Regions from separate parts of the Homo sapiens genome. Here region 2 is linked to region 1. A link is a loop called in an ENCODE intact Hi-C map of the cell type or tissue named here. Cell type or tissue: ascending aorta. All regions are shown on one strand. Links, peaks and the distances in the headings refer to the core of each region. The heading gives the core; the rest is flanking DNA.

Region 1 (12,340 bases), core at 2,924-10,923:
AGCTGGCACACTTGGGGCTGAGCCTGGACCAGCTCTTAGTACCATGACTTCACTCTCAAGTCATTGGGGTGAGGCTGCAGGGCACAGGGAGACTCTTCTGAGGGGCTCTTCTTGGAGACATTTGTTACCAGGCAGCAGCCTTGACCACTCAGACATTCATTATTCATTTGATAGACTGATCAATTTGTTCATTTCTCCATAATAAAGCCCTGTACTAGGTGTTGGCTTTTGAGGAGTAATGAAGCCACACAAAGTCTTTACCTTCAAGGAGTAGCCAGTCCAGGGTGGAAGACAGACTGCAAACTTAGCCAAGAAGTGGGGTGCAGCAGCCCAAACTCACATAGCTAGTCCCGAATGCCCTGCTCACAAATGAGACAGATGCAAAGTAGACGTTCCACCAATGCTGTGTTGAAGCGAGGTGGGCTGAGCGGATGGGGCAGGGGCCACCATTGTGTCTCTGGCCAAAAGGGCTGCATGTGAAGTGGCCTAGACGTCTGGTCATGAGAGAGATCAAAACTTCAAGGACGGGAGAAGAGTCAGGGTGGTTGGAGCAGAAAGTCCACGAGAAAGCGAGTGGAAAGAGGTGGTCGACAGGGGCCCAAGGGACGGGGCTTTGAGGGCCAAAGTGAGGAGGGGGACTTTACCCCAAAGGTGATGGAGAGCCTGTGAAGGGTTTTAATCCAGGGGCAGCACGTTGGATCCATGTCTGCAAAAGATGCTCTTGCTCACGGAGCAAGGAAAGACAATGGGTGAGAGAGGAAGCAGGAATCTTGGTTAGAAAGCACCTGCCATCATCCAGGCCCAAGAGGCAATTTGGGCCCTGCCACAGTCTCCTTCCCAGGAACCTTCGCTTCCTCCAGCTGTCTTGAGAGTTGACTGCTAGTGTAGAGTGTGCTGGAGCCAGCTCCTCCTGGCCTGAGAGAACTCATTGTTAAATATTCAGGAAATATGTAAGCCCATTGTTAAACCATTGGTAGCTTTGCAATTAGCATAGAGAATGTATTGACACCACAGACATTGGCAAAAGCTATAAATCAGCACTCTTCCTCCTGCGACCCCTGAGAGCTGGTTTACCAAAGCATGGATGCTTCTAAACACTCACTGCTGTCGCCTTCTCTGGAAAAGTGTCCGTGACTGAGAAGGTCCTCCTTGCCCACCCCACAGGCATTGTACTGACTGGCATGGGGTTTGAATGCTTTGCCTCGCAGCTAACATGGTTTCAACTCTGTGGCGTCATTCCTGTTCCAGGGCTCCCCATGGGACTGTGCTAGACTCCAGCTAAGACCAATCCTTGCCCAGCCCCTTTCTGCCCTCACTGCCTTTCCAGCTTCTCCTTAGAGCCCTCCTTCAATACATGCCTTGGATGAGGATCTCACAACATTTGGCCAAATGTGGTGCCCAGACCACTTGTATCGTGGTCCTGGAATCCCACCCTGGACCTACTGAGTCAGAGCCTTTGGATTTGGGGCCCTAGCACCCGCCTTTGTAACAAAGGCTCTTTGAAACTAGTGTTTGAGGGAGCTTGGCTCAAGTTAGAGAAACAGAACGAAGACCTGCAGGGACCGAGCAGCCTTGAATGGGGGACCCGAAAGAGGAACCCCACCCTATGAATGGACCCCAGGAGAGACACTAAGGAGTTGGATTTTATTGATGTAAAGTAGCAAATATTCCTGTGTCCCCAGGAAGGGTGAGGTTCTATGCCAGGTTGGGATGAGATTACCGAAATGTTTGAGAAAGAAAGAGCTCTTCCCGCTGAGAACACCGCTCTTAAAACTCCACCTCCCCATGGCTTCACATCAGCAAAGCCCAGAGATCGCGCCAACCACACATGGAGACCAATAGGACCAAGAAGGCAGATCTGCCGGGATTAGGGAAGAACTTGAACCTGTGGCTGCAAAGTTGGCGCTTGGCAGACACTCAGGATGCTCTGCTTCTCTCCAAGATCTGGGCCTTCTTTTTGATGACAAAAGTTGCCTTAGCCCCAGCTCCTAAGCACTTAGAAACAAAATAAAATTAAGTTTTGAATAACAAGTCTTGAGTTGTTGGGGTGAGGTCACTGTTGAACCACTGTGTCAGGCCCAAAGAATGTTTCCATTGCCCGCCGCCTCTCGGGTGACCCCCTCAAAGGAGGCCCGCCTGCTACAGCAGGTCACAAATAGAGGGCAATTAATTTTTACAACCCTCTGCTCTCAGCGGCCACCACATGCTGGGGTGAGGTCACTCTTGCCACTTTATTTTTATCTGTTTTAAAGATGTTGGTGTCTTGAGACTCACACTTCCCCAGCGAGCTCAGATCCCCTGGTTCACAAGTGGCAGCTCTGCAGAGCTCCATGGTGGGTGACTGTGGGTGACAGCAAAGACCACCACCCAATATTACGCAATATTACGTGAGCTCAGACGAGTTCCTTCCCCTCTCAAGGCCTTGGTTTTCTCAACCCCAAATGCTAAGCATCGACTAGACTAGCAGTTCCCAAATTTCAGTAATTTCTGAACCACCACCATCATTTTGGCCTGACCTACCACCTGCACTATAATTCAAGTCACTATTTTTCTTTTCCTGTAAATCACCTCACATTTCTAATTAGACATTTAACTAAAAGGAAACTTGAGATCATTATCATAAATGGAAGTCGACATTCCTTGCCATTAATAAAAGGTAACTACAGAGATAAATACCTTGACCACAAACGAGCATTGCTAAATTCCAGCCAGATACTGCTGCCTGCTGATGGCTTCAAGCCTGAGGCCTCTCTCTCTTTGTTCAAAAGGGAGCTTAGAAGTGTCAGGAGGTGCTAAAGACTCTTAGTGCCAGATGAAGAATTTTCCTTTGATCTAACCACAGGGGAATAATTTTCACACTGTATAAATCGATGCCCTAAAATCTCAAATCACCTTCCCCTCAACCAGCAGTTTGGTTGAAGAAGCTGGAAACTTGGGAAGACACTGGTTTAAACCTTTCCTACAAATCTTTACTTTTGAGTGATGATATAAAGCTCTAGATTGCTTCTGGAGCTTTCTTGCAAGCTACACAGCATTTGGCCAAGTGTGGTGCCAGGACCACCTATATTACAGTCCTGGGACCCCAACCTGGATCTACTGAGTCAGGGTCTTTGAATTTGAGGCCCGAGCACCCACCTTTGTAGCAAGGGATCTTTGAGACTAGTGTTTGAGGGGGCTTCACCCAAGTTAGAGGAACAAAATGTGGCACTTGTCAGAAGGCCTGCGGGAAGAGACCAGCCTTGAATGAGGGCCCCGAGAGTGAAGCAAGAATCCACTCTGGTTAGTGCTGGTGGTGTCGGCCGCTATGCACTTGTGAAAATAAATGACTCTCTTCTGGATAAGGTAGAGATGCCTGGTGGACTTATTCCGAGCCAGAGAAGACCCAGCAAATTCCTCTGACTCTGTCTCAGAATGGTGTGGAATGAACTCCACCCCATGGACCCCAGGAGAGACCTTAAGGAGTTGGATTTTATTGACATCAAGTAGCAAACATTCCTGTGTTCCCAGGAAGGGTGAGGTTCTGTGCCAAGTTAGGATACGATTATTGAAACTCTTGAGAGAGAAAGAGCTCTTCCCTCTGAGAAGCATCAACCTAGAGCTGTGAGCGGGGCTGGGGTGCCGCGCTGGCCCTGTCTCTGCTCTTGCGCCACGGTGAAAACATCTTTCACTGGGAGTTGTCAGCTCTGCCCTCTCTGCCAACAGAAACTTGGAAGCAGCCGTGCCTTTCTGCCTCCCGCTTGCCTTCCCAGCAGGTCTGATCAATGTCCGTTTTAAACCAGGACATTTCGTCTCACTGTGGAGCCTGTGAACACAGGGCACTGTGGAGCCCAGCTTCTCCTTGTTCATTGTCGTGCAGGGACTGCCATTTGGAGAGAAAAGTCAGGTTGGGAGGCTCTGCTGCAGGCCGCCTCTTTGAAAATCAGATGAATTCCAAGCAAGGGCAAAGATGATCGTGTATCCTGAGAGGTTCCAAGTCTCTGTGCCTCGCCTCCTCATGTGAGGCAAGGTAGCCATTGTCCCTTCCTCATAAGGTGGCTAGGAGGAGGGGATAAAGTCAAGTCTACGAAGCACTGAGCACACACACACAAAATAATAGAAGCTGTTCTGGGAAAGATAGTGTCCCTCCCAAAATTCATGCCTCCCCAGAACCTCAGAATGTGGGCTTATGTAGAAATGCAAATGTAATTAGGTCAGCTGATATCATAATGGATCAGGGTGGGTCCTAAATTCAGTGACTGGCACCTTTATGAGAGGAAAGGGCTGCAGAGCTATGAAAACACACAGGAGAGGAGCCACTTGGCAGTGAGTCAGACTGGAGTTTCGCTGCCATAAGCCAAGGAGCGTGGAGGATTCCTGAGTTGCGTGGAATGGATTTTCTCTTACAGTCCCCAGAAGGAGCCAGCCCTGCCAACACCTTGATGTTGGACTTCTGGCTTCCAGAATTGTGAGAGAACAAATTTCTGTTGCGTTCACTGTGGTTCTCTGTAACAGCAGCCCTAGGATAGTAATGCAGAAGCTAATTTACTGAGCATGAAGTAGGCACCAAGCATTTTGTTAAACACATTACAGACGTTATCTCCAATCCACCCACCTGAGGAAGTTGATGCTATCATCACTTCTGTTTTACAAATGGAGAAACCGAGGCCCTGGTGCTCAGCTGCCCAAGTGCACCCAGGTAAGTGGCAGACCTGGAATTTTTAAACCCTTGTCTCTCTGTTTCCAAAACCTTGTTTGTTCTAGTATCACTCAGCTCCATGAGGCAAGAACTGGGTAGGGCTCTTGTTTTCTAATGGATCTCACACCTGGCAAAGTTCCTGGCACATAGTAGGCCCTCAAGAAAAGTGTAATGACTGCAGCTGGGCAAGGTGGCTCAAACCTGTAATCCCAGCACTTTGGGAGGCCGAGGTGGGTGGATTGCCTGAGGTCAGGAGTTCGAGACCAGCCTGGGCAACATGGTGAAACCCCATCTCTACTAAAATAAAAATACAAAAATATTAGCCGCGCGTGGTGGTGGGCACCGATAGTCCCAGCTACTTGGGAGGCTGAGGCACGACAATCACTTGAACCCGGGAGGCAGGGGTTGCAGAGAGCCGAGATAGTGCCATTGCACTCTAGCCTGGGTGACAGAGCAAGACTCTGTCAAAAAGAAAGGAAGAAAGGAAGGAAGGAAGGAAAGAAGGGAGGGAGGGAGGGAGGAAAGAAAGAGAGAGAAAAGAAAGAAAGAGAGAGAAAGAGAGAAAGAAAGAAAAGTGGAGTGACTGCATTCTGTGATTCTGTAAATTCAGAGGATTTGGGAATTTTACGCTCTTTACTGAGCTAGTAAATAAACAGTATATTGAAGGCCTGCCGTGTGCCAGGCACGAGGGACACAGCAGCAAATAAAACAGTCATGGCTCTGGCTTCGTGGAGTTCCCAGTCCAGCAGTGGGACATTGACACTGAGGAGGTGAACCCTGAGAGAAAGCAGGTGGTTCCTGTGCCGGTCGTTGTGCTGAGTGCTGGGAAGGACCTCACAGGGAAAAGCAGCACAGAGGAGCTGAGGACGCCGTGTGACAGAAACGGTGTCATTGTGATGCCTGGGATTCTCTCCAAGGGCCCGTGCTGCATCCAGGACTGTGAGGGCCTGGAGAGCAGACTGTCTTGAGAAGATTCTATAAAAGTCTAAGAGTTCATCCATTTGATTAGCTGTATTGTTTACTCTTTAGAAAAAAATAAAAGGAGGTCTGGGTTTCTTCCCTTGGCCTCTAAGACACCTGACCTTGCACCCAGGGACTTCCAGGTTGGGCTCTTGGCAACAAAAGCGGGGGCCCCACAGCGACGGCTCCTCCAGGGAAGAGGTTGTGCTGCTCAGCCTGGGCCTCCCACACTCCCCTGGGAACAGGTAGCAGGTGCAGACAGCCAGCCCGGAGCCTGGGAATCTTGTCCAGGACCACAGCCAGGAGCCTGGTTTCCAGAGCGTCCCCGCTTCCTGGGGTGAGCACCCTCCTCCCTGCTGATCTCCAAAGCTGACCCCTGAGGAAGTTCTCAAAGACGCAGCCCCTGAATCGGAAGGTCTGGTAGACGAGGTGCTGTGATGTCTGCGCAGGGTCTTAACTTCGGTTCTCTAAAGGAGAGAAGAAAGGAAGGGAAGAAAACAGCCGGAAAAAGAAACAAGAAAGAAAACAGCTATTTATCTTGATTTTTATTTGATTATAAAAATAACCCAAGTTTGCTCTAAAAAATTCAAGCATAAGACAATCAGTTGGTCTTTAGCCTTTGGTGAGTATAAGAACCTAGTGGGGAGATGATTTAAAATGCAGATTCTGCGGGTCCTGTCTTGGGGTGATTCCAGGGTAAGCGGCTTATGGGGTGCACGCTTAGAAGTGCTGATATAGAAAGTATGTGCCGGGCTGGGTGTGGTGGCTCACGCCTGTAATCCCAGCACTTTGGGAGGCCAAGGCGGGTGGATCACCTGAGGTCAGGAGTTCGAGGCCAGCCTGGCCAACATGATGAAACCCTGTCTCTACTAAAAATACAAAAATTAGCCAGGTGTGGTGGCAGGTGCCTGTAATCCCAGGCAGGAGAATCACTTGAACCTGGGAGGCGGAGGTTGCAGTGAGCTGAGATCATGCCACTGAACTCCAGCATAGGCAACAAGAGCAAAACTCTGTCTCCAAAAAATATATATATATGTGTGTGTGTGTGTGTGTGTGTGTGTGTGTGTGTGTATATATATATACATATATATACATCTATATATACATATATATACATATATATACATATATACACATATATATACATATATATGTGTATATATATATATATATATACACACACACACACACACATACATATATACGTATGGTCAGAAGTTTGAGGCTGGTCTCGAACTTCTGACCTCAGGCAATCCACCTGCCTGTATAATCCACACATGTATATATACGTCTATATTTATGTATATATATGTGCCGTTCCTTTCCAATTAGAAGCATTGAGCAGGGAGAGAAAGTTCCACCAAGAAAAGACTGGAAGGATGGTGGACCCCCGGGAGAGACTGCAGGAGCCTGTGCCTGACGTCCTGCCTTTCTGCAAGGATCCTCTTTTAGCTCAGAAATTCTGCTTTGGGACAGGACCCAGAGTGGAGTCAGATCCAGGTCAAGTCACTCAGAGGTTGTTGATGTGTTAGACGTGAGGTGCTGTGAGAAGCGTGGCTGGACAGCATTTAAAACAAACCAGCGTGTCAGAACTCACCAAAGATCAGGATGCTGCCCAGAGCTGTTGATAAGAACCTAGCCGGAAGGGGAGTCCTAGGAAGATGCCGGCATCAACCATAGAGCAAAGATCTGCAGGCTGGAGATTTTAAGAAGTTTCTAAAACTTTTATTGTTGTTACAATAAAAGTTACATAAAACTGGCCAATTAATGTTAGTGTCACCAGAGCTAGGAATTTCTCCTTAGAAGCTCAGAGCTTGTTTCTGGTGGCATAAGTGAAAATCTGTCACATTGTCAGCTCTGAATGTTCATCCTTCAAGAATGTGGCTGTTCCCCACTCTAAATACACCGTAATCATTCTGTTTGGTCCTTAAATGAGCAAATCATCTTCATGGGTTTCTTAGGCCAAGAAATGATTGATCCTATATCATGAGATCAGAAAGGCCCAGGCATGTTTTTGGAAAGTTCAGAATACTCTGCCTACACATGTCAGCTGGGAGGGCTTAGAAAGAGTTACCTGCTGCAACATGGACAAACCTTGAGGACATTAGGCTAAGCAAAATAAGCCACTCATGAAAGGACAGACGGGATAATTCTGCTTGGAGGAGGCACCTAAAGTGGCCGGAGTCACAGAGACGGGAAGTAGAATGGAGGTTGCCAAGGGCTTGGGGGAGGGGGAACGGGGAGGTATTCAAGCCAGGCCAAATTTCAATTCGTGGTGATGAAAACGTTCTACTAGGCCAGGAACAGTGGCTCACGCCTATAATCCCAGCACTGCGGGAAGCCGAGGAGGGCAAAACACCTAAAGGTCAGGAGTTTGAGACCAGCCTGGCCAACATGGTGAAACGCCATCTCTACTAAAAATACAAAAATTAGCCAGGCGTAGTGGTGGGCACCTGTAATCCCAGCTACTAGGGAGGCTGAGGCAGGAGAATTGCTTAAGGCCAGGAGATGGATGGTGCAGTGAGCTGACATGGCACCACTGCACTCCAGCCTGGGTGACAAGAGCAAAAGTCCGTCTCAACAACAACAAAAAACTCTTCTGATGGAAGGCAGTGACAGTTGTACAACAATGTGAATGATGTGAATGTACTTAGTGACCCTAAGCCATATGTAAAATCCTGTGCGTATTTTACCACAATTTTTTAAATAAACCTTCCCCAAATCTACAAACATGACATCTTTGAGATTTGCACAAAGCTTCCATCTACAGTGAGGAAGTTTCACCTCATTGTCTGGAAGCCCCAACCACTAAAAATTGGGGTCCGAGGTTCTCAGTTTCTTGTCACCCCTTCACTGCTCCCCCACCCTTACTAGCCTATTACTGCTCCCACTAACACTGCCCTCCAAGTACTAGGCCCACAGCCACAGCGGCCCGGCGCCGTCCCCACTGCCGCTCTCGAGAACCAGCCATCAACAGCTCCACACAAGCTCTCTTTTCTGTTTTACCAACAGAACTGGGACTGGACGGGTTTAACCCCAGGGCTCTGGCAGTTTCCATTTCTCTGTGTTAAAAAAGCTTTTAGCCTAAACTTAAGCCAAGTATGCCTCCAGGAAATACTTGCTTCTTCCCTGTCCCCCAGGGAACCAGGCCTGGGGCCAGACGAAAGAAGCAAAGAAAAGGGAATTTATGCACTGAAAAAACTGGGGCAAGAAGGACTGCCAGCTGTTCCGGCCACAGCCTGTCCCATCTTTGGGGATGGTGCTGGTCCGGTCACTGTGTAGGAGTGCTAGACTGTCTTGTGCATGGAGAATTGGGAAGAACGTGGACCTGGAGTCAGAGGCCTGGGTGCTGGCTCTGTCTGAACTGGACTGAGAAGGATAAAGGGACACTCGCTGGAAGGATTTGCTGATACAGTCCACACAGAGGCTCTGCCTGTGTGCACACAGATCAGAATACGCACTTAATGAGTGGTTATGCCCACGAAGAAGAAAGGGGAGAAGGAGGAGACAGAGGAGGAGGTGGGGATGGAAATGGTAACAACTCTCTCAGCCAACCCTCAGATGAGTCAAGCTGGCTACTGAGGTCACAGGAGCCCAACCCAAAGTAGCTGAGAAGCAAAAGGGAGTTTACTGGTTCATTTTAAGGCATTTTTCAGAAGTAGGTCTGGCTGCAGGCACAGCTGGATCCAGGAACTCAGGCTCTGTCTTCTGGGGTCTTTCTCCTTCTCGCCTCTACCTACTTGTACTCAGCTTCTGGCTCTCCTCCATCAAAAAGGCTCCTGTCCTTCGGCCCCATGGCGGAGACAGCAGCCCCTGCTATTCTAGGTTTGTGTCCTCCCAGTGGTAGGAACAACACAAAAAGCTTCTTCCTGTCTGTCTCCAAGCACAGCAATTTCAGGGAATACTGTTTCTGGCCCAACCTCTTGACAAGAGGGATGGGGCCATAATGGCTTAGGTCAGGTCACCTGCCATCCCAGGGGGTACAGGGACCGGGCTCTGTGATGACAGTCCCAGAAGAATCATCCTTGTTCTCCAAAGGAAAGGGACGTGGTCCTACATCATGCAAAGGAAGGGGCAGACCCTTCCTTTCCTTTCTCTTCCTTCCACTGCCCCACCCTTGACACCCCACTTCCCAGAGACCATTAAGACCATCAGGTGACCAACTGCCAGGTGGGAAAGGACCTGAATGACTTACCAGCCATTTGTACCTTCAAGTGAATTCATTTCAGGGGGTTGCTCTCATCCCTCTCAGTTAAATGGTGTTCAGATAGTGGAATGAGGGAATGGAGGAGATACTGGAATGTGGCTGAATATTTCATCGAGAAGGGAGGCCAGCTTTGTGTTTTGTTTTCTACACCGTCCCAGTGAGCCTGCTCCAGACCAGGAATGCTCACAAGCACCTCCACCGTTCATCCTGAATGGCTCTGGAGGTCAAGGCTGGGAAAACCGTGGGAAGGTGGTTTGGGGGTCTCCCTTGGTCTACCCCAAGGTTTTCCCGGGGGCAGCCCAACCCAAGCCTCCTGTGAAGCGGAAGCCACTTCCAGCACAACACTTGGAGCGCTTGGAGCACCTTGTGGCCGACATCGAATGTCATTCCTGCCCTACATCTTCGCTGCATTCATCAACCTACATTTTCACTGCATTCATCAATGCCTTAGGTGGTCACAGCACCCGTTCCTCTGGCCACAGTGGTAGGCTCAGGAGTGGGCAATTGGCCTCAGCCAGGCCATTTGGGGCCCTCTCTGAAAATGGCTGTGTTTGCTGTTGTTGGTAAAGTGGCTTTTCCTTTTGGGTGTGGAGCTGTGAGGACACCCGTGGAGGACAGCTGGGGTGCCCCCTGACTGCAGGGCAAGGCAGCCTCTTTGCTAGAAGTGGAACAGAAGCCACTTAGAATCAAGTGAGGAGAGACAGAGAATGATCCAGAAGACACAGCTCAAGTCCCTAGATCCAGCCATGCCTGCAATTAGCACTCTCCCAGAATTCTAGTGAAAATGAGGTAGTACATTTTCTTTTTTTTCTTAGCTATTTTGCACTGGGCTTCTGAACCTGCCACAGAAAGACTAATGGATCCAAAGATTGTCTGGGAGGAAAGAATGATCTGCCCAGAGTGGGTGAGAGAACTCACTCTAGGCAGGACCCCCATGAGCTGCCTCTGCTGGCTGACCTGACATTCTCATTCAACAATTTACTGAGAATCAGGAAAAAACAGCTGGGACTCATGAGAGTCACCCCATGGGCTCTGCAGCCAGCTGCCTGATGCCCTTGGCTCTGCCACACACCAGCCCTATGACCTGGGCAAAGTCACTTCACCTCTCAGTTTCCCCACCTGTAAGTTGGGTAGATGAGAGGAGCTTCCTCAGGCTCGTAGGCTGTGGGAGGAAAAGACAGCCACCAGAAGCCCCCTCAGGCCCATGCACGGCCCTGCACCCCCACTCCCAGCACGGGTGGGCCGTGCAGCACTGGGGTTGCCAGCTTACTGTCCATCTTTTTCCTGAACTGGGAGTTACTTGGGGCCAAGGGTCTTCCTTGTGCCACTCACCATGGAGTCACCCCACTTTCGATGGCTTAGCTTTTAGTCAATAACAACTTTGCTAAATGGATATTGAATGGATGCTGGGACTTTGCCTCATGGATTTGCAAGTGGTTTGCTCACCAGAGAAACACAGACACGTGCCCTTCCCAGGATCTTTTCATTCCCACCCCCAGTGCAACCTATGAGGTCATCATTTCTCTGTAAGAAGGCACAGTGAACAACCTCTGTCAGGGGCCCAGCTTGCCGGTGCTGAGAGCTTCCATCTTTCCTGCCCACCTGGTAGTTGTCTGGAGGCAAGGGTGTTGTGTCATTCATCCTAAGAGCACGAGGCAGTCCTGGGATTTTTCACCCGGAGTTCCCATTTCTAAGGAGTTCTCTGAGTTCCCTGGTGAGAGAGGGGCCCTTGTAGAGACAAGCAGAAGCTGTAGACTGGCTGGGAGCTTCGAAGGCTGTCAGGCTTAGAGATGAAAGTGGCCTGGCTGGGAAGAAGGCAGTGGGATGAGAGTGGGCCAGCCAGGACATGAGTGTGAGGGATGAGGAGTACCCCAATTCTGGACCCAGCCTGCCTCACACAACAGGGCACTGCCACCTGCTGACTCACCATCACTGGCAGGTTACTCGTGTTCTCTGTGCCTCAGTTTCCTCATCCTTAATATAATGCTGATCATAGAGCCTATCTCATAGGGCTATTCTGAAGATCAAATCAATTAATATATGCAAATGCTTGGAACAGCCATCAGCACATGGTGAGTGCGGTGTGAGTGCTTCCCTCCATCTTTATTATCACTGCCTCTTCATGTGGGGCACGACTAAGAGGCGCTGACGTCCTGGATCAGGGACCTTGTCATTCAGAGCTCTACCCCCGGGGGGCCAATAGACAGTGGGGAGCTCTCCAAATGCTGGTGCTACAGAATCGTAAGGAGCAGAAGCAGCTAATGGTGGGAAGCCCCCCGACCCCGGGCAGCCAGAGCCTTCCTCCGTGGATGACAGGTCCACTCAGACCTGACCTTCCTCCTAAGTGGCTACACAGGCTTATCTCGGGGACACTAAGTGCTCCCTCTTCTATTTGCTGTAGAGAACAACAGTAGAAATTGTAATTTACAGGTTGTCTGCAAATTACCGCCTGGTCTGATTTATAATTCATAGTACAATATTTATTTCTAACAGGAAAT
Region 2 (12,340 bases), core at 1,669-9,668, 300 kb before region 1:
TGACGCTCAGGCAGCTCCTCCCAGACCCCTCCAGAGTCTTAACACCACGAGGCCAGAACGTAGCTGCCCATTCTTCCCCTGGAGTCCCCAGGAACATCCAAGGGGACGGGATGGCCTTCTATCAAACTTCGAGGACTCAGAGATGTTTCTAAAGAATAAAGAGATGTTCCTAAAAAATTCGGTACCTCCCATGTCCTCAGGAGATACTGAATTCCCCCACAGCCCAGCACAAGGGGCCTGGGGGAATTCGGTATCTCCTGAGGCCATGGGAGTGGACGCTAGGTCTTTGGCTCCCGCTGCTGGCAGATTGTCGCACATTGGCCTGGCCACAGTCTTGTCCCTGCCCCTGGGAAATGGGCCCTTGGTGGGCTGGGTTCTCTCGGGAGCAGGAGACCCACACTGAGGACTGATTGGGGGATAAAGAGGACAAAGGGTCACCCCATCCAAGGCCTGAGTTCCTAGTCTGAGCAGGCCTTGGGCACAAAGACTGGGATTGCCTTTCTGGGTAAACCTGAAGTCTGCGCCACTCCGTGGCTGGGCGGTCACTGCAGTGACGTTCTGCATCATGTCCCGAATACCCTCGGAGCAGCGCCAGGGTGGAAGTGCCATCCCTGGTCGAGGGGCTTGCCTGCACTGGAGCCTCACCCTCAGAGGGCAGATCCTTGCCCAGTGTCACACAACAAGGAGGTGACAAGGCCGAGAAAAGACCTCAGAGCTCAGGGTCTTACCTGAGATGGTGAGGCAGGTGGGTGAGGCACGAGCTCTTGTCTCCATACAGGCAAGAGGGGACCCCCAGGGTCACCCTGAAAAGGGGCCATGGTCGGATAGCCATGCCAGGGGCAGAGCATGGATGGGCTGGGGGGATGTAGACTGGGCCCGGGACAGATAAGAGCTGTATGTGGATCTCTATGGAAGGCCGCGGGGCCCAGGGACTCCTGTCTGGCAGGGGGTCCCCAGGGGAGCTGCCACATTCTGCTTTAGGCCTAGTGAGGCTCCACGTTTACCCAGCCAGGCATCCCGGGCGGCTGTGCAGGCGGCTGGGTAGACAGTGGGAGGAGACTTTCTATTGGCCGAAGGTGTGACGGAATCCTACCCCTTCCTGGCAGCAGGATCCCAGGTGCCGTCTCCTGCTCCACAACAGTGAAGCCCCTGCAGTCGGCCTCTGGGTACGGTACACTCTCCACTAACTGCATCCTCCCCATGACCACGGGCCGCACAGGCCTAGCTTCAACCCACTGTGGAGATGCACACACTGAGGCTCCGAGGGGCAAGGTGAGTCCAGCCTGGAGTTAGTGCCCCTCCAGGGCTGGTGCCTTCTGGAATGTCCAGGCACCGTCACTCTCCCCAGCACTTGAGGGAGGACGGAATAGGCTGTGGGCTCTTCACACCGGCAGTGACAAGCAGTGTGGCCTCCGGCAAATGTTCCACCTCTCTCATCCCCAGTTTCTCCTCTGGAAAGTGGGGTGAACCCCTGAAGTCCCTGATGGCATCCCTGGGCAGACGTAACCAGTGCTTGTTGCTGGAGTGGTAGCAACAGCAAATAAACACGTCGGGGCTTGAGAGCAGCAGGTCTGCAGCACGCCCTCCGGACAGCGTGCTGGGACGCACAGTGGGCCCCGGGTCTGTGGGCCAGGCATTCCCATCAGAGGTCCCAGGGCTGATGCTCCTTGCCCTGGCAACCTGGTGACGCACTGAGGCTGGGGCCTGATGCAAGCAGAGGTGTCCAGACCTGCCAGGGACAGGCCTTCCGGCTAGGGACTGTGGCCAACAGGCTTCTCAGCTGACTTGGCTCAGCCCAGGGACTCTGGGCGCCACCACCAACCCCAGGCGTCCCCAGAAGTGGGGAGGCCACACTCAGTGCTGCCTGTTCTGTGAGTCCTCCCCACACCTGGTGAGCCCCGGCTCAGAGACGTGCCGCAGCCCCAGGGCTGGCCACGTGCCACCTCCTCCCCACAGTTCCCAGCCTGCTCTTTAAACAGCCGCTTCCTGCCCCACGTGGTTGAGTTACACATCCTGGGTGCAGAGATGGAAGCCATTAAGAGATTAACTCTGTGCCGCCCTTTGGTCCACCTGCTGAAGGATACCGAACAGCCGGGCTTCAGGCGGCCGACATGGAGCCGGGAGTTCACCGTCAGAGGCGGGCAAGTTCCCACCGACCCAGATCTGCCCTGTTTGCCCCTGACTTTGTGGAGATTCGAAAGGGAAATTCTTGGGGTTTCCAGAACACCCACCAATGCTCACAACTCTGAGAGATCAACACCCAGGACTGTAATGGAGAGCGGGGTCCCTCCTGCAGGGCTCTGTCCTCCTCACACTCCCGCGCCCACTTCACCTGGTCCTGCACAGCACGGCCTCAAGAGCAGCTCGCCCCAACTTCCTGGCCACGGCCCTCGGCTTCCTTCATCCGTGCACCTGCTCCTGTCTGCGCCCATCCAACTCACCAGCAGCACCCCCTGGGACTGGCTCACAGCCACTTCCCAAACGCAGGGGGAATTTTGCATACCCCGTGTGTGTGCTGGGTAGAGATCTGTCAGGTGGATGGATGGATGGATGGAAGTGCTTTTATAGCCAGTAATGACCAGACCCGTGCTCTGTGCTAAAGCCCTGAATCTCTGGGGAGGTGGATGTGACTGTCAGCCCATTTTACAAATGGGGGATCTGAAGCCCCATTTTGTAGATCAGGGACAGGTCTGAGGGCACGTGGCCAGTACTGGTGGAGATGGGATTAAACTTAGGCCCCGGGACCTGGTGTCCTGTTGCCTCTATGGCTCTCCAAGGCATTGTGACCACATGACCAGATGTCAGCATAGCACGGGCACGAGGGCAGGGCCGCCACCTCCCTTCCGTCTGGGTCAGGGCTGCAGGACTGCAGGCACCTTTCCCACCACTACCCCGGTGGGTAAGAGCCAAATGCCGGCCCCTCGTCTCCACCATCCTGTTGTGTCAGGCCTCTGTGTGGACCCAGAATGCCTTCCTGTGCTGCCTGCCCCAGGTGCCTCCCTGCTTTCAGCCTCATCTCTCTAGGTCTGTCTCCACTCAGCCTCGAGAGATGTGGGTCAAGACGGGGGTCAGCTTGCGCTGCTTGTGAGCCCAGCCCTGCCTCCCTAGCCGAGGGTTCCTCGCAGAGGCTCCCCCAGGTCCCAGTGGTCGCATCTCCTGCATGGCGCTATCACCACTGGGCGTCTCATCTCCCTCCTGGAACGTCAGCTCCATGACAGCAAGGACCTGTGTGCTGCCCTCTCCCCAGGCCCTGCACAGAGCCTGCGACCCGAGGCTGCTCGAGAGTCAGCTGAGTGCGTGAGTGGATCACGAAGCCTCTTCCCAGCCCAGCTCTTCATTCCCCACGTTCCTCCAGCATCTCTGAGGCCCGCCTGGCGGGTGCTTTCCTCCCATTTCAGGGGAGGAAGCTGCTGTCAGGTGGGCTCCCCAGCCCCTGTCTTCCTGCCCTGAATCTGTTTCCTGCAAACGCTGCCATTGGATCCCGTCTGAGTTTTTACAAGGGGCGTCCCACTGCCGCACCCTCAGGCCACAGATGGGATGGCGGGGCACTTACTGAGGACAGGGCATCTTCTCTCCTCCGCCCCTGGCTGTGCCGGCTGATGAAGGACCGTGCAGACAGCTTGTAGTGGCTCAGCAGGCACGTGATCACCACCACCATCACCATCATCACCACCACGATGATGATGATCTGAACAAACTCCAGCTCCGCTGTGGAGACAAAGAGGGACACGTGAGACCCTGGACACCTGCAGGTCGCTGTGCTCAGGGCTCAGCCCTTTTGAGCTTTTTCACCCACCTAGGGGGACGAGAGTGCAACCCAGACTCAGGAAAGCCCCCGCCACTCTCCCGGCAAGGTCACAGGCGATGCCTGGGGCTGGGGTACGTGCAGGGAAGCTGCTCTCACGGCGGAGGAGGGGGTACTGCTGGCTGGGAGAGCACCTCAAAGGTGTCCTGGGACCCAGACACCCCCTCTGTAGGGACTGACCGGAAGGAGGTAACGGGACAGGCAGGAGGAAGGCCCTGCTCTCTGCTCTCAGAGCCTCCTGGAGCCGTTCTGCAGATGCACAGCGTGAGCTGACTGGCAGAAAGGGAGCCCTGCGCACTGGCTCCTGTCGCTGGGCAAAGGCTCGGGCAGACGGTCACAGACCCTTCTTAGGGGCCCAGGGAGGGAGCAGTTGGGAGGAGAAGGGGACCCCTGAGTGCGGAGAGAGGAAGTTGGCACTGAGTTTGGGAGTGAAGCTTTGTGGAATTAAACAAAGAGGAGCTACATGTGAACGTGTGTACACAAACCTATGCACACCTGACACTCCTACACATATGTCAACACACCAACACTCCTACACACACAACACCAACACAAATGCCCCAACACTCCTACACACACAACGCTCCTAAGTACACGTCAACACCAACACACACCCAACACTCCTACACAAATAACACCCCAACACGTACCCCTAACACTCCTACACACAAAACACCCCAACACTCCTACACACACAACACCCCAACACTCCTACACACACGTCAACAACGCTACATACTCCAACACTCCTACACACACGTCAACACCAACACATGACCCAACACTCCTACACAAATAACACCCCAACACGTACCCCTAACACTCCTACACACACAACACCCCAACACTACATACTCCAACACTCCTACACACACATCAACACCAACACATGACCCAACACTCCTACACAAATAACACCCCAACACGTACCCCTAACACTCCTACACACACAACACCCCAACACTCCTCCACACACAACACCCCAACACTCCTACACACACGTCAACAACACTACATACTCCAACACTCCTACACACACGTCAACACCAACACACGACCCAACACTCCTACACACATATCAACACCCCAACACACACCCCTCAACAGTCCCACACCCAAGTCAACATCCCAACACACACTTCCCAACAGACACAAACACACACAGACACAGCGCACCACACGTGCCCACACACACACATCCATCCCAGGACTCACAAACACACGCCACGCTCAACAGGACGGGGGTGTCAGGACCCTCCTCTTGGTGAAAAGGCCTCAGAAAACCCACATTCCAGATGGCTGCGGATGTTGCCATTCGCATTTTCTAAGGTTGGGTTTTTTTGTTTTTTCTTTTTTGGTTTTTGATTTGTTTTTCCCCTAGAAGGCGGAAAAACCCTCAAGTGCTGGAATAGGAAGAAGGTTATTTTGATCCTGCCTGAGCCGGGCAGTTTCTGCTGACTCAAGCGGGTCTGTGCCGAAGCGGCCTCGGCAGCTGGCCGAGCACGGTGCCAGCAGAGCCCCCAGCAATGGGCAAGACGCCGGGTCCCTTGGAGTTGACACGGCAGAGTGGGCACCAGCCGGCAGCGTCCGGGGCCAAAGCTCCTCCAGCTTCGCCCTGCCCAGGACACCCTGCCCAAGGTGTGCAGGAATGTGACTCCCCAGACCCCGGCTGGCATGGGGGCAAGGAGGACTCCCCAGGGCTCCCTGGCACTAACAAGCAATTAGCCAGGCTCCCTGGGGGCCCCAGTTCAAGCCCAGTGCCACTGACTCAGTTCCTCCTCCTCCCAGGACCGAGGAACCAAAGCCGGGGGAGGGGGATCGGGGTGGGCAGGTGTCAGGTGGCAACTGGAGAAAAAACAGGCCGTGCAGAGCCGATGCCAGGCGCTCGGGCCATCAGACAGCCCAGGCAAGCACACTCCAAACCCGGGGGGCCCAGCCATCTCCTGCCACCAGCCTCGCTCTCCCCAAGGCAGGAAAGCAGCCCATCCTAGGTGGGAATGTCACTGTCTGTGAAGTGGCAGACGCCTCTCCACACAGAAGCACTCCCACACCTGTGTCCACTGCCACTCCTTCTTCCCCAACAGGTTTTCCAGAACTTCCCCGTCTCGGGCACTTTATGCATCTGTGCCACCCTCAGCGCGCCATTGTCTACACTGCTACTGAGCCAGTGTTTCTCAGCTGGGGCCGCGTCTGCACCCAGGGCTCAGCGTGCCACTGTCTACACTGCTACTGAGCCCGTGTTTCTCAGCTGGGGCCGCATCTGCACCCAGGGCTCAGCGCGCCATTGTCTACACTGCTAATGAGCCAGTGTTTCTCAGCTGGGGCCACGTCTGCACCCAGGGAACATGTGGCGATGTCTGGAGCCATTTTTGGTTGTCACAACTGGGGGGTACTCCTGGCATGGAGTGGGTGGAGGCCAGGGGCTGTGGTAACCGTCCTGCACCGACAGGACTGTCCCCCATGACAAAGAATGATCCAATCCAGTCGGTCATGCTGTGGGCTGAGCACACCTAAGAACGGGCGTTTTTATTATCATCCCCATTTCACGGGTGAGGAGACACGGGCTCAGAGGGAAAAGTGATTGCCTCGAGAAGTCCAAGACCCTAGAGCTGGCGCGTCCTCCCACTAGGCTTGGTGGGGCTTTCCCAAGCCCCGAGAAGGCTTCGGCCCTGCCTGCTGGGAACTCAGGCCCCAAGCCCTGGGCCGCCTGTGGGACACCCGCATGTTCCTGGCCAGGAGAGATCAGGCTTCAGACCCAGGTCGCTGTGGCCACACCTCCTGTCTCCCCAGACAGGCAGGTCCAGGGCCGGGGCAGCCTGGCCTGATTCTGTAGGGCCCAGGTCCGTCTGTTAGCACTCAGGATAAAGCCGCATTCAGGGTACACACAGGGCTGGCTTTGTGTAACACCCACGCCCCCCCACCCCCGGGGCCTGCAATTCCCTGCCCCCCAACCCTGTGCACTCTTCACCCCAGTTCCCCCTTCCCCAGCTGTCTCCAGGGGCCCAGCCCACATCAGCCCTGGAGGGAGGGAGGTGTGTGGCTGTTTTTGTCCCTGTCCCGGGCCCTGGCAGCCCGCAGGACCCAGACAGCAGTGAGACGGTAGCTGGGGCTGCAGGGCCGGTGGGATGCAGGGGCAATGGAGGAGGCCCCTGCAGACTGAATGGGTGTGGACAAACCCTCACGGCTCTCCTGGCCCCGCCAGGCTCGGCCCCAGGGGCAGGGGGATCTGACTTTTGGACGTCTGTATCCACAGAGTGAGAAAAACGCTCCCAGAAATGAGCACCGGGCTCAGTAGCGCATAAGAGCGTCACCCTGGTCCCTGGGCCACCAACTCCCATTGGGTCACTGGCCCAGGAAAATTCACATGGGAGAGGAGAGAGAAAAACTCTCTAGAAAAGAGAAACTACAACTGACTGCTGGCTAGACTTGGTGAGCCAAGGGCCTGGGTCCAGGCTTAGGGAGATGGAGATTTGCAAGGGTTGCCGAGACTACGGCTCAGGAGCACCCTGGAGAGGAGCAGGGTGGTGGCAGGGAAGCACAGTGGCTCTCTCAGAGGGCCCGGGTCCCAGCCTGGCTCTTGGGGGCCCTCTCTGAGTCCATCGCAGTCTCCCTGTGTCAGCGGGGGGACGGTGGGCAGCAGGGGGACAGTGGGCAGCAGGATGTGCGGGGGACATGTGCTCAGCATGTAGTGCTCCCTGGAGGTGGACCCAGACACGGGATGCTCAATTCCATCCTGGCTCCACCAGAACAAGGGTGGCCCAAACCCATCCACCCTCAAAGAGACATGACCTGCTCTGGAATCGCAGAGGGAGCATCTAATGGAAGACCCTGGAGGGCTCCCTGTAAGGTGGGCACTGAGGCTTTTGGTGCAGGGCACGGAGTGCGGGGCAGAGTGGAGCACAGGCAGAGGGTATAGGTGAGCAGAGGCCGGAACCCAGACCCTCCTGGATGCCCCTGGACATGCCCAGACCTGGAGGTGTTGAGGGGGGCAAGAGAGGTGCTCCAGCCAGCAGCCGGGTCACCCCCACCCATCAGGAAGGCAACACCCTGGGCCAAGGAGGCCCCGAAATCTCCATCCAGCTCCAGTCAAGCCCCACCGGCGCGGATGCTGTGCGGGAGGAAGGCTGGTCAGGCACAGCAGCATTGGGGCCCACAAACAGGTCCAACGAAGACCACCCTTGGGCATGGGGTGAGGAGGCACCTTCCACGCACTTTCACACCCATGGTGCTGCTTCCAGGAGACGCTCAGCTTTAGGGGACAGGAATGCATTCTCTGGGGAGTGGACCATGCAGTGCCTGCTGGCGAGGTCGGTCGCAAACCAGAGACCCAAGGGCACGCGCACCGACCGTCCCTGGCCCCAGCCGTGTTCCCACCTGGCATCACGGGAGCAGGGCTGTGGGCAGCCACCCTCTCCACAGGCCTGGTCCCGGGACTCACCTGGCCTGGGACAGCCACGCCCTGACACTGTCGGTCCCCACCCCACACCACCCCAGGGATGCCTGAGACTCAGCATGCGGGCCTCTACGACGCACTGATCAGGGCCCACTCAGGCCGAGTTCATCAAGCATGGGCTCCCTCCCCACACTAAGTCCCACACATCCCTCTGGGCAGGCACCGTGAATCCACCAGCAAAGACCCCTTGGGGGAGAGAAAGGTGCCTCCCCGCAAAGGCCTTGGAGTCAAGTTCAAAACATGATGTGTGTATGAAGCGGCACCAATATAAACACGGCTCTCCACCCGCGGCAGCTCGCAGAATCCTCTTCGTGCCTGCATTTGTTCCGAGGAGCGCAGGGAGGCTGCTGGGGCCCATTCCCAGTCGCAGCTTGAGAGCCGGACTCTCAGGATCAGATGCCTCGCGGGCAAGGGAAGGAACCCCAGCAGGACTGCCAACGCGAGGCGGAAGGAGAGAAGGCCCAGCGCGGCCGCATCCCTCCCTCTCTCCAGAGGACCCTGGAGCCGGCTGTGAAGCTGTGGTCCTTTAAGGCTGGAACCTCATTTAAGAGTTTTAAAAGGGCCAAGCAGGCCACACCCAAGGCATCTGCAGGGCAGGCGGCTTCAGGACTTCTGGCCAAGAGTTGGGCCCCAGGTCACTTAGTGACTACTGGCAGATATGGAGCCACACCAATCCTGCCTCAGTTTCCCTAATCTGACAGACTGCCCCTTTACCAAGGCATGGACAAAGACATCCCAGATCAAATGCCCAGTATGACACCTGCAGGGGTGGGTCCTACCACTGTCCCTGACCTAGGCTCAACTCTGCTGTGACCACAGGACACATTGCCAAGCAGTCATAGGCCACAGGGGACAGAGCAGGAGAGGGCACACCCAAACTCACTGTAGTCACTGTAAGTATTGTCATGATTCTAACACATGACCCGGGGCCACTGAGCTGAGCCTCCCCAATTTAGGTAACATCACCATGCCCATTTTGCAGATGAAGAAACTGAGGCTTAGGGAGAAGTAGCCCTAGAAGATGCAACTAGGAGCAAGGTTGAGACTTGAGCCCAGAGCCGCCATATAGGAACTCAAAAGGGGGAAGGGTTTCATTCTCCTGCTAAATTTTCCTAGCTCGCCCACGGCGTTAGTCCGCCCGCCCCCTGCCCCGGGAATCTGAGGATGTGGTTCTGATGTTCTGGTCCAGTCCTCGTGCATCCATTGTCTGTGTGATGCTGTGCGCATCTACCTCCTTGAGAGGAAGTTACCTCATCTGTCAAAAAAAAAAAAAAAAAAGAACCAACCGGGGCAGGGGTGAAATAATGGATGCGAGAGCTCAGAACGGGACAGAACGTAGCACACTCAACTGTCACCATTGTCACAATTACTGACACTCCTCTGGGGACAAAAAGCATCCCTCGTTCCCCTGATGGTCCCTGGAAATGCTGAGGTTTGCTGGGCTGCAGAGTACAAGCCTGCTTAGCCAGGTGTTCCCTGACTGGCTTCTGTCCCCAAGGTGGGAGATTTGAGCTCAAGTCAGTCCCAAAGGTCACCCAGGATGGTGGCTGGACCCAAGGCCCCTCAGGGGCTAACATGCGCTGGATCCCATGTTTATATTGGTGCCGCTTCATACACACATCATGTTTTGAACTTGACTCTGAGGCCCTTGCGGGGAGGCACCTTTCTCTCCCCCAAGGGCCCGCCGTGGCAACACAAGCCGCTGGGAAGGAGAAACATCTCGCTCTCATTTCATTCTGGGCATCAAGGCTGTGCTCATCACTTGGAGGGCCCGGGGGCTCCTGCCATTTTTCTTCGTAATTTTTCCCTTGGGGAGGGTGATGAATGCAGCAGGCTCTCGGGGGTGACCAAGCCCATCTTCCAAACACAAAATAAGGTCACTCTAATTTAATTTAGTGTCCTCTTTCCTTGTGAATAATTTCACATTAACAGGTTCGTGTGCCTCGTTGGAGAGGCCCCATCCTCCTTTTCATGGTCTCCTCCAGAGACAGGCACAGTCCCTCTGGGAGGTGCGGGCACAGCTCTGCCCTGTCCTGTTTGTCCTACACTGGCAGGAGAGGAACCGTGAGCAGGCCACTCCCTAGATGCCATGCAGGGGGGCCGAACCCTTTATGCACATCATCTGATTGAATTCTCACCGTCATTCTGTGAGGTCCGTACTTATGGGACCCCCACTTTGCAGATGAGGAGACTGAGGCTGGGAGAGGTGAGGCGACCGCCAAAGACCGCACAGTCCAAGGCTCAGAAATGAGTTCCTCTGACCCCAAAGCCTGACCGTTTGCCCGACCCCCAGCAGTCCTGAGTGTGATTATCCCAAAATGCCAGAAACAGCGGGAGATTGAGCCAAGGGCTTGTGTTGAATGTGACTGATCTTGGGGTCAGTAACAAGTGCCTGGCGTGTCGCCCCCAACGCAGTCCATGAAGCTGGTATTCATGGCCTGTGGTACCCACCTCTGAGCCAGCGCAGAGCAAAATCCGGACGGTGAGGAAGGAAGCGGGTGCCAGGAGTTATGGGCACCTGCCATGGCATAACACAGACGCTGACAGCTGCCCTCTCCTCTGCCTCTTCCTGTGTGCCAAGCCCCTCACCACGAAAGACTTCACCCTGTCTCTGAGTTTTTCATGACAAGCCCCGAGGGGCAGCATTGCCCCAATCACAGGCGAGGGGACGGGCCTGGAAATAGTTTCCAAACTCCGAAGCAGATTTGTGACACGGGAATGATACACACGATGGCACGTGTGCGATACAGAAATATAATTGCATTAAATGACCTCGCAGTGGACACCCACAGCGTCCAGAGCTGGAAGGCCTGTACGGGACATGGGCCTGTGGAGTGAAGATGGTGGCTCCCACCTCCAGCTGTGTCTTTGGTGCAGTCAAGGAGACGATGGTCAGGTGCCTGCATTTGGGATCCAAGGGGACCCCACCTTTCAGTTAGAGCTCAGGTAAGGCAAAGACACTATTCTTTCCCATCCAAGTTTCTGGACCTCTGTTCTTGGGGGCAGAGCCTGGACCTGAACTGAGGGCAGAGCAGGGGCCTCAGGGTTCAGATCCCTGTTGGGACGTTTCATGGCTGTAAACGGGGAGAGGGTCGCTGGAAAATTTGTTAATGTGCAAGAAGAACCCACCCAGCCCACGGGGGCACTAGGCGGGGAGGTGCGGCGGCGACTGAGTTTCTCAGAAATAACGGGGGCAACAATGGGGTGCTGGGGCTCATTTCTCTCTCTTCAGCTGGGGAGCTGGGAGCAGAGTCCACCCGGCTCCTGCCGGCCCCATGGAGGTTTCCAGACCAGACGACCCCCCTCCACCGCCACCCCAACAGTCTGTCCCAGGGGAGGGGCAGCTGGCGTCCTTCCTGGTTAACAAGCAGCCAGTGCATGGGGCCCTGTCTGGCCTCCTGGCCGCACACCGAGGAATTAGGAATTGGCGCTGTCTGAAATTTATGAAAATCTAATCTTGTTAGGCCTGCCTGGATGAGACCCGCCTGGCGGGGCCTCATTGTCATTCTGCAGAGCCCCAGCGGCCCTGGGGTTCCAGCCACTTCATTTACTGCCCTCTCCCCTACCTACCCCCACTACATTTGAATAGGAACCCAGCTCCCTGCCACCCCACCCCAGCCCCCCGAATTTTAAGTACAATCAAACCAGCCGTCAAAGGAATAACTTTCTGATCACTCCTGGTGCCATTTCAAACACCCCCGACGGCATGTCTATTTCTTAGGGTAAGACCTTTTATGGGTAAAAAAATTTGCTCTGTCTTCCTCTTGAGGTTTGGGGGGCGGGCGGCAAATCTAGGCCGGTTTTCTCGTTTTTAAAACCAGACTGTACTGCTTTCAGAGTGCTTGCTTTGTGGCAAGCACACGGCTGAGCACCTGGCACCCGGACAGGTGAACCTGGGACACTGTCCCATGTTGGGGAGGGACGCTGAGAGGGGACAAGTCACGTGGTCAGCCAGGGTGGGGACTGGGGCCCACATCAGGGCCTGCGCTGGCTCCCTGCCCTGCTGTTCTTGGTAGAATCTTGGGATAGAGGTTAACAGCATGCAGCTAGCACCCAGTGGTCCTGGGCTCAAGTCCTCGCAT

What was found. Hi-C counts contacts between places; a loop is a spot of excess contacts. Peaks named below come from ENCODE experiments on the same cell type or tissue, not always from the same donor. Only the 100,000 strongest peaks of a DNase experiment are listed, where the experiment ranks them.
Region 2: it touches region 1 in a loop (1.9-fold over the local background); 6 of 110 quality-filtered maps call a loop at or near these places.

What each region holds. Positions count from the first base shown.
Region 1 is chr20:57,955,495-57,967,834 of GRCh38, forward strand. No RefSeq gene overlaps it. Among named protein-coding and RNA genes, the nearest start is that of LINC01742, 42 kb to the right of the region's middle. In ascending aorta, for the core only: no CTCF peak of the experiment used is centred there; DNase peaks (open chromatin) are centred at 3,706, 7,887, 8,767 and 9,217; H3K4me3 peaks cover 480 bases; H3K27ac peaks cover 3,391 bases.
Region 2 is chr20:57,655,990-57,668,329 of GRCh38, forward strand. PMEPA1 (prostate transmembrane protein, androgen induced 1) reads right to left here. Exons shown (of 4, transcript NM_020182.5): 2 at 3,554-3,708. Among named protein-coding and RNA genes, the nearest start is that of ZBP1, 42 kb to the left of the region's middle. RefSeq lists enhancers at 1,747-1,876, 5,728-6,600, 7,860-8,374, 10,880-11,496. In ascending aorta, for the core only: no CTCF peak of the experiment used is centred there; DNase peaks (open chromatin) are centred at 1,712, 5,552, 6,572 and 8,762; H3K4me3 peaks cover 2,352 bases; H3K27ac peaks cover 5,584 bases.